2 separate regions of the Homo sapiens genome follow, and region 1 is linked to region 2. Evidence: chromatin contacts called from ENCODE Hi-C or POLR2A ChIA-PET data. All regions are on one chromosome and are shown on one strand. The core of a region is the stretch at or near the end of the contact, and the rest is flanking DNA. Distances in the headings are between cores, read along the strand shown.

What was found. A loop is a pair of places that touch in the nucleus more often than their neighbours do. ChIA-PET counts read pairs that join two places held with the same protein, here RNA polymerase II (POLR2A). Pooled maps may share reads with other maps.
Region 1: a pooled map shows a loop between it and region 2 (2.6-fold over the local background). The contact joins two enhancer-like sites. A Hi-C loop is called at or near these places in 6 of 50 pooled maps. POLR2A ChIA-PET finds 5 or more read pairs at or near these places in 4 of 52 experiments (CD4-positive, alpha-beta T cell, activated CD4-positive, alpha-beta T cell, activated naive CD4-positive, alpha-beta T cell and 1 more).

Annotation. Positions count from the first base shown.
Region 1 is chr6:90,155,172-90,159,889 of GRCh38, forward strand. All of the region lies in intron 4 of BACH2 (BACH transcriptional regulator 2), which reads right to left. Among named protein-coding and RNA genes, the nearest start is that of BACH2, 140 kb to the right of the region's middle. RefSeq lists enhancers at 1,265-1,409, 1,443-2,642 and a cis regulatory region at 1,337. Within about 2 kb of position 1,865, at least 2 of the 41 ENCODE cell types and tissues checked have a DNase peak (open chromatin) inside an H3K27ac peak, as active enhancers do.
Region 2 is chr6:89,938,203-89,943,148 of GRCh38, forward strand. It overlaps BACH2 (BACH transcriptional regulator 2), which reads right to left. Exons shown (of 9, transcript NM_021813.4): 8 at 1-148. Among named protein-coding and RNA genes, the nearest start is that of GJA10, 46 kb to the left of the region's middle. Within about 2 kb of position 3,294, at least 11 of the 41 ENCODE cell types and tissues checked have a DNase peak (open chromatin) inside an H3K27ac peak, as active enhancers do.

The DNA.
Region 1 (4,718 bases), core at 615-3,114, 220 kb after region 2:
CAAAACATCAGGTTTCTCCACATGGCTAGACTAAGAAGGCTGCAAAATCTATCACTGTTATGGGCTGGAAAGCCAACCAGGAGAGCCTTCTTAGGACTTCTAAAGGGAAACATTCTGGATGAACCTCTTGGTCTTGTAAGAAGGGAGGCTAGTTATGTTTAACTATAAACACATGGCAGTAGGTGTCAGCGATATGTTCCATTCGAAGACTATATAATAAACATCATTTTTGGAAAAGGAAACTAAACTAAGAATAGATAACCTGAGAATGCCATGCAAGGGCTAGAGCAACTTCCCATCCTTTTGCAAGCATTTAGCAATCAGGTTTCGCCTTTAGCTGAACTCCTTTCATTTCATGCAATATTTAATTTATACAGAGATGATTCATTTGCAATAGTAAATCATCACAACATTCTGTAAAAACAACAACAATAACAAAAGACTAGAAATATAGGAGGCCTACAACAAGCACCTAATTTAAAACTGCAGCCTCTTCCTATCCCCAAATTGGCCCTCCTCTTTCCTGCTCTGTTTTTAAATTTTTTTCCTAGCAATTACCACCTTCTAACTTACTATAATTTGCTTGTTTATTGCTTATTTTCTGTTTTCCTCCAATAGAATAGAAGCTCTAAGAGGGCAGCAATTTGTGTCTGTTTTGTTCACAGACACATCCCATGCATTGAGAACAATGCCTGGCACAAGCAGGTGTGCAAAAATGCTGGCCGACTAAAAAAAGTCATGGATGGGTTGTCAATATTGCATAAAGTCCTATTCTCAGATGACAATTGAGGTGGCCTCATCACTAACTACAAGAGATTTTTTTTCCCCAATGGAAATCACCAAAGTTTTAAAAAAGATTGGAATTCCAAGGTTAGTGAGGGAGTTCCGCTATCTGATGAAGCAGTGACTCACCTGAAAAGTTCCAGGGGACCTAATCCCAATGTGCATGGGGCCCAACCTCCTGACCAGCCTTGCATATCTGAAGGTGGGGAGGGAAACTGAGGTAGGTATCGAGTGGTGTAAAAAAAACGCTTCACAAGAGTTTTTCTTTATAGCCTTACAATTTTAATACTTTTGTATAGCACTTCCCAGGCATAAGCAACACTTCCACTGCATCTTACTCTACTTTCATAACAACCCCTGTAGGCAGTAAGAATTATATTCTGAATCTTGGAGAGTGTGCTACTTGCCCAGGGTGGTTGGCCAAAGTGGGACTGTTCCTATTTTGGTTTAAGAATGCAAGTTTTTGGGTTACAAATTCAGTCCTTTTTCTACATGGCATGGCCAAAAATAACATTCTCAAAGATGGGTTACTTAGCTGCCCCACTCTCATGGTTTACTTCAGGGGAGCATTGTACAAAAATGGGTGATTGTCTAGTTTTCATTGCCAATATGCTGGGAAATAAAGAAAATAATGAGAGAACACCAAAGTTTCTACTACCAAACAAGTAGGCATTTCAGGTGGTCTTTACTTAGGGCCTTGCATTTCTTAGGCTAAGTTGTGTTATATTGAGCTGAGGTGGAGGACTATGAAAAAGAAAGGCAGCAGATTTCACAGGGACCATTCAAAGCCCTGCAGGAACAACAACAACAAAAATGCTATGAAACAACACGGAGTAACTCTTGCATAAAAATGGAGAAAAGTAGGGTCTAAAATACATGCACCAAAACCCAAAAAAGACATGGAATACATGACCCAGGCGGCCCTGAAAATCTCATCCTCACACAAAGAAGAACTGTGCAGCATCCAGAGAGAAGAAGGGATGGTAGCTGGGGAGATGAGACCTTTGGAGAATTAACTACCAAAGGGGATGAATCAGCTCACGTCTGACAACACCTACAGATTCTGTCAAACCTGCCGCACTCTTCAAGAGCTTCAAGGCTCACAAACAGGAAATTGCTGGGTATGACTTAACCTGACTCTCAACCTCCTTAGAGAAGAGCTTGCCCCAAAAAGGTATGAACAAAGTGCAGAGCCAAAGGGCAAGAGGTGAAGAAGAATACGAGCTCACATTCCAGGTGTGGGGCATTTAGTGGAAGGAAACACTTTTCGAAACATATGAGTTATTTGGGATTTAGCATTGGGCTCAATGCCAATCAACATATTCACTTGGTAGACCAACACTTCACAGAAATGAGAAAAGAGAAAACAATTACAAAGGAACTCTAAGGGCACAAAAATTTGTGAAGAAGTGAGATTGGGTTGTTAATTTATTCATTCACTCATGATATTCTGCATCAGATTATTTTCAGAAGCAAAAAACTTTGAATTGACCTAAACAGTAAGTAAATTTATTATTTTACACGACAGAGTTGCCTGGAAGTAAAGCCAACCCAGGACTGGTTTAGCCCACAGCTCACTGATATCCTCGAGGGCCTGGGTTCTTTCCATCTTTCGGTCCTATTTTGTAGGTTCCAGGGAAACCCATACCGCTGTGCATGAGCCAAGCTGATGACCAGATCTTGTATATCTAACAACAAATTCACCCACTGGATCAGGAACTGGGGCTGGGACCAGCTGCCCGAGCAGATGGCCGCTTAGAGGAGAGGAAATACTCCAACCAAATCAGGGTTGCACCAGCTAGAAAGGGGCTAATGGCCATTGAGTGAGCCCCTGGAGATATCCACGATGGTCATTTGAAAGGTATTCATTGAGCACCTACTATATGTCCACTCCTGTACTGATCACTAGAAACACAGAGACCAGGAACTGCCTGCACATAGACAATAATGAGGAAGGCAGACATTAATGAAATAATTATACAAATAAAGATAAAATTGCAACTGTATTAAGTGCGATGTTGGAAAGGTATGTGGTGTCATGAGAGCGTTAACTGAGGGGGAGGTGATGCCTCTCTGATGAAGGGATATGGAGCTGCTGGGGAAGGGGCATGGAGAAACATTTCAGACAAAGGGAGCACAAGCAGTGGCCAAGTAGAAGGATGGGGTATGGCACATTCAAAAACTGTCCCCAGATGGAAGACAGTGAGGGTGAGCTTGGAGTAAGACGGAGCTAAAGAGGTAGGCAGGAGCCAGTCCATATGAGTTGTATACAACAGAAGATAAGATTAACAAACATCTTTTTAAATTTTAAAAATATTAGACCATTTGTTCACATAAAGTTTTACACAAACAAAAGCTCTAAAATGCCTTGGTGCACAATGTAGTGTGACTATCAAATGGCCATTCCCCTTCCTTGCAAAATGCATACTTCTAGCCATTTCACTTACACTATCTCATCGAGAAGAAAGGCAGGTGTGGGAGGCAAGGCACAGGTAGACCCAGGAGCGGGGTTGAAAGATGAAGCCACACAGTCATAACTGATTGGGACAGGAAGAAAATAATTAAAGAGGCCAAGCTAGGAAAGGGACATCAGGAAGAGCGTGGCTTTGAGACAGGGTTGAACAGGATCAGGGGCCTGGGCAGGGGCTTCATGATGTGTAGTAAGTAACGAGAGACGGGTGGTTGAGCTGGGGGATGGGAAAAGACCCAGGAGCACAGGGCAGAGTCCAGAATTTACTTCCCTCTCCTATTCTAGGGAGGTAACGATATGGAGATGGCAGAACTCAGTCTCCCTCTGTGTCTTCTTTTGGTGGGGGGGGGGCACTTACTCACATAGCAAGAGGTTACACAAAACTATTCAAGGGAAAGTGCCACAAAGTCCTCTCTCAGCAAATGAAAATATGCTTCAGAAATAAACAACACTGCCACTCCCTCATGGGGCTGAAAAATATCATCTCTTAATTTGATTTCTTAGCACTAATAAACTACATCATAATCTCTCAATAGCTGAGTATAAATGGTCGAATTAACCATCTTCTGCCCTTCAAATACTTAATTTCCATGGTGACTAATTATGCATTTCTTTTACCACATGGATGGGCAAGTAACTAAATGGGCTCTATCTTCTAAAGCAGACATTTAACGTGTGACAAAGTCCTCTCAGATAAACTTGTCTCTTTTGAAATGAGATAACTAATTACTGGGTAAGACAGCAGAATCGTTTCCCTACTGGGAAATCAACTACGTGGTCTAGTAGAATGAAAGGCACGGACCATGGCAAATCAGGTCTGCAAAAACAGTAAACAAAACAAGCCAACAGAACAATTAACACATGTGGAAAAAGCCAAATACAGTATCCACTGCACAGCTGATTTGATTTTAAGACAACTGAATATGTGTTTCAGAAAGAAAGGGAAAAGAGTGAAAATATATGGAAGTATAAGAAAAGAAACAAAACATCCTAAAAGTAAAATAAGGCAACTAAAGGCAAAGGAAAACTTTTATATACGCAGACCTCATAGACTACACAAATCCCTTTGTCTGCATTCTCTAGAGAATTAAGAAATGGTCACTATACATATATTTTATTGCTCAGGAAGGAAGTCCACATCTCTTCCAGAATTCTAACTATTAAATACACAAAGCATTGAGCCATGCAGATAATTCTCTTTTCAAAATAGGGACATAACCTATTTTCTCTAGATCAGATGTAGCTGGCTAACTGAGAGCCCATAGCTATTGTGGTAACCAGGAGAAAAGGAAATGGATGATTAAAGTAAATCTAATTCAATAAGCTAGTGACATTGTACTGTACAAAACTGGGGATGGGAAAGAGGCGGATACAGGCCAAAGGAGGAATAGTGCTTATTTTGTTCCTTTTGAATTTTATCAAATTGTGTATATATTTGTGACTTTTACCCTAAGGAGCATAAAAA
Region 2 (4,946 bases), core at 2,044-4,543:
GCTGGGCCGCGATGCGGTTCTTGCTGCGCCGTCGGACATCATGAATAAACTCTAACTGTTCTGAGGTTAGCTTGTGCATTTTAATCATCATCTGGAAATCGTTCCTTGGAAGATCTGTGATTTGATCTACAGGAAAAGGAAGTTTTACCTGAAACCAAGAATAACAGAAAATGATTATGGCAGCTGGATTTTAATTCTGGCAGGCGGAACATCAAAAATGATAAAACCTCCTTTTTATGATGACCAAGTAATATGGAAACTACTGAAAGCAAGCAGTGATTACTTATTTCCTGTTTAAAGACAGATAAGATGTAATAATACCTGGATAATCAAACAGAATAAGAACACATATATTGCAATGTTATTGTCTCTGAGATTTTTGAAGCAAATGACATGAACAATATTGGAAAATGTGTCATTTTTCATTGATGTAGCACTTTTGTAAGAAAGATTCTAGTTAGTTGAAATGTACTTCCATAAGACCTACAGCCTAACTCAATAAAATGACAAGTTATAGGGAGATACCACATAAGGACATATCTAAAGCCCCTGAATGAAGAGAGCCCCATGTATCCTGAAAATGCTGGAGACACAAAAAACCCAGTGTGATTCTTAGTTACAATAGCATATGGGAGATAGGAGGAGATAACTTGGATAGGCTTCACTAGCATATAGTAGGAGTCAAAAGAACCGGGCTTTCATCCTTCTCACCAGACATGAGACCTCAGGCTAGCTACTCCACCTCTCTGAGATTCAATTTCCTCATCTGAAAAATAGGGCATTTTAAAAAAGCCGTACAGTGCTATACAAGTGTTGGGCACTTTGGGAATTTATTTTCCAATTTTACAATGAAATGTTGACATTCCTTTATCAAAAGGTGAGATGCATTTTTCCTGCCTTTTGACCAACAGAATGCAGCAGTAGTAATGGTGTATAGTTTCTGAGGCTAGGTCGAAAATTAGCTGCCATGCCTCGAGGACATTCAAGCAGCTCTGTGGAGAGGCCCATGTGGAGAGGGGCTGATGCCTCTAGTCAACAACCAGCATCACCTTGCCAGTCATGTGAACAAGCCACCCTGGAAAGATTCTCTAGCCCCAGTCAAACCTTCAGTTGAGTGTAGCCCCAGCCAACATCTGACTTCACCTTATGAGAGATCTTCAGCCCAAACTGCTCAGATGGGCAACTCCTGAATTCCTGACTCACATTCACATTTCTCATAGAAACTGTAAGAGGTGTTAAGTGATTACTATTGTTTTAGGTCATTAAGTTTTGGGGTGATTTATTATGCAACAATAGACATTGGATGCAGGTACTTGCCAGCAAAATTCCAAATCTTGACAAATTCCAATTCTTGACAAATCAAGGCAAATAAGCATTATCTAAAGCGAGGACAGCAGTCTCCTGAAGGATGGGTTTGTATCCTTACTATGTTGTTAAATGATTGCTTATATTTCTTTTTTTTTTTTTTTTTTTTTTTTTTGAGACAGGGTCTTGCTCTGTTACTCAGGCTGGAGTGGAGTGTTATGATCACAGCTCACTGTAGCCTTAACCTCCTGGGCTCAAGCAATCCTCTTGCCTTGGCCTCCCAAGTAGCTGGGACAACCCTGCCCAGTTAATTAAATTTTTTTTTTTTTTTTTTTTTTGTAGAGATGAGGTCTTGCGCCACAGAGAAGGGGAAAAAAAGAGATGAAGTCTCACAATGTTGCCCAGGCTGGTTTCAAACTCCTGGGCTCAAGTGATTCTCCCTACTCAGCCTCCCAAAGTGTTGGTATTACAGGTGGGAGCCACTATTCCTGGCCTGAAATATTTCTTTTCTTTTTTCTTTTGAGATGGAGTCTCGGTCTGTCACCCAGGCTGGAGTAGAGTGGCACGATTTTGACTCACGGCAAACTCCACCTCCCTGGTTCAAGCGATTCTCCTGCCTCACCTCCTGAGTAGCTGGGATTGCAGGTGTGCACCACCATGCCCAGCTAATTTTTGTATTTTCAGTAGAGATGCGGTTTTGCCATGTTGGCCAGGCTGGTCTTGAACTCCTGGTCTCAAGTGATCCGCCCGCCTTGGCCTCCCAAAATGCTGGGCTTACAGGGGTGAACCATGGTGCCTGGCCTGAAATATTTCTTAAGAATAGCAACCAGTGAAAAAGACTGCATGAAAGAGCCCCAAGTGCGGAAGGTGAGCAGCAAACCACTACTCTATCTCAAGAGCCTCCTTGGCACCCATGAGGTGACACAGGCTTGCACCTTTGAGCAGTTTGTCACTCCCCTTCCCGAGGCTCTTGGGGATTCAGCAGCTTCTGGGTTCAGTCTGGTCCTGCTTCAGAAGCTCCTGGAATAAAAAGGTTGTGTGCTGCCAGGCTAAGAGACAACGTGTGGGTTAGCTCAGATTGCTTCATTCTTGTTTACATTCACGTCTGCTCCGGATGAGCCAGCAGATGGCACTACAAACCTAAACTTCCTTCAAGCACTAGCCCAGCCCTGTCTAATACAAACAATACGAGCTACATTTGTGATTTTAAATTTTCCAGCAGCTACATTAAAAGAAGTAAAAAGAAACAGGTGAAATGAGTTTGAATACTGTATGTTATTTAACCCAATAGATAAAAATACTTCCAACATATAGCTAATATAATTATTAATGAGATAGTTTACAGTTTTTTTTTTTTTTGTGCTAAACTTTCCAAATCCAAAGCACATTTTATCCTTACAGCACATCATAATTCAGACTAGCCACTTTCAGGGGCTCAACAGCCACGTGCAGCATGAGGCAAATGGACTGGACAGTGCCACTCTAGGAGACAGAATAAATGGACTCAATGAATCCCAGCAGCCAGAAAAACATATGGGTCTGGGCTGAACTGATCAAAATGCTCTTGGGTGAAGAAACCAACCCCTCGATAGTGTTCAGATGCTGCAGGGTTAAGTCTGTGTTCTTCAAGGGAGTGAGGATGAAGACATTTGATCCTGAGCCCAGGTTTCTCTTTGGTTACATCATTTGCAGGCAGACACGAGTCCCGGCTGCCGGCATGTGTGGCTAGTCAATTCCCGTGCACAAAGGCAAATGTACAAAATGATCATTTGACTTTTCTGTGGTTGGGTGCAAGCTCTTTGTCAGGTTCCATCACAGCTCCGAGCTTGTGCAGTGTGGCATTTACTGAAGGTTCCCAGCAGGTGATCTGATTCAACTTCTACCTGGTGAGCTCTGTCCCATGACACCTGTAAAATTTTGGTCCAAGAAAGCAAAATCGCAGTAGGGCCCATGACACCACTGTCGGCTTGGCCCTGCTCCGACTGCTAAAGACAGGCAGCCAGGACAAACAGTTCCTTGTTATGGGCTCGGGAAAGGCCTTTGTGCACGGGGCTGTGTTTGCACAGGGCTTCTAATGATATGAAAGAATGTTTGATTTCCCTCTTATACCCGTTGGATAACAAACACACTCAGATCCTGCACGGTGTCTCCGGAACACAGAGGTCTGTCTGTTGGAGATGTGGATGTTCCAACACAGCAGAGGTGGTGGCGCTTTGGGGGCTTGTGGAGTTTTCCCTCTGATGACAACAAAGCCATTCTGCTTCTGCTCTAAATGTGTTTACTTACTCTCAGAAAGAAGATATCCCTATAGTTCAGGCCACAGGGAAAGTCAAAAGGATGTCTATACCAAGAGCTACTGTATTTAAATCATCCAGACAGTGAATATAAAACACTAGGGGAATAGGAGGGAGAGTTGCCAAGAAAAAGAAAAAAATCACCAATGCTAGTTTCAAAGTCCTTGAGACAAAAAGCCATACAACACTTCAGCAGAGCTGCTGCAACACAATCTGCTTTTTAAAGAGGGTCAGAGGAAAAGGTAATGGGTCAACTATAGACTTTCTCCCAGGTGAAAAAAACCCCAACTCACTCTTGTTTCTCTTTACAAGTCTTGGTTCCCCCTCTAGCAAGGGAGGACTTATGTTCACTGACATGCGGGGGTCTCTGAGGTGTTCTCAGACAGGCACCGGGTCGGGGTGGGTGGGAACTTGACCACATCCAAGTTGTTTCTTGAGTAATAAGTTCCAAGCCAAGAACATCTTGTCTGGAAATAAGGAGTAGCCACTGACTGTTTGGTCCCGTGGAGGACATGCCTCTCCCAGGCTCTCGGCACTCAAAACATTCCTCAAATGGGGCTGAGGAGTCAGAGAAGGCCAACAGACCTTGGAAAGCGGAAACACATCAAGAAGGTTGAGGCCCACCTCTTTTCCTTCTAGATAATTATTCTGAGCCAAACAGGCCCAGTTGGGCTTAACATCTTATTAACTGTCCCTCCACACACTTGCTCCTCCAGGATCTCACTTCCCAGCAGTGGCTTGGTTTCCTAAAGAGTCCCAACAGCCAATGTGATGAGGTGAAGAGTCCTGTGGACTGTCGCCATCCCCACTAGTTATACTCAGCCACCCACACACAGCTCCGGACACACAGGCTGCATATAAGGGGAAGGGCACGAGGGATTCATGGGCGCCACTCTTTAGCCAGGGGTCTACCACTTTGGTTCTCAGTGGAGAATCGGAGAATCAGGGCAGCCACTGAGTCAGCAGGCCAAGGGCCAAACAGGGCACCAGAGGCCTGTGCCACAGTTGGCACAATAAGCTGCTGTTGATTTTATTCAGCCCAGCAAAGTGTTGACTCTTCCCCCTCTGGAACACGACAGGAGCAGCAGGACCGAGGTGGGTTTTTAGCACGGTACCTGCCCTGTCCTGCTAAGCACGGCTATAGGAGGGTTAGTTCTTCTGGAGATTCCAGCTTTACACATTTTTTTTCTTTTAAAGACAGGGTCTCGCTCTGTTGCCTAGGCTGGTCTCAAACTCCTGGCCTCAAGCTATCTTCCTTCCTTGGCCTCCCAAACTGTTGGGATTATAGGAGTGAGCCACCACGCCTGGCTAGGCTCCAGCTCCTGAGCAGTCAGTAAAATGGATAGT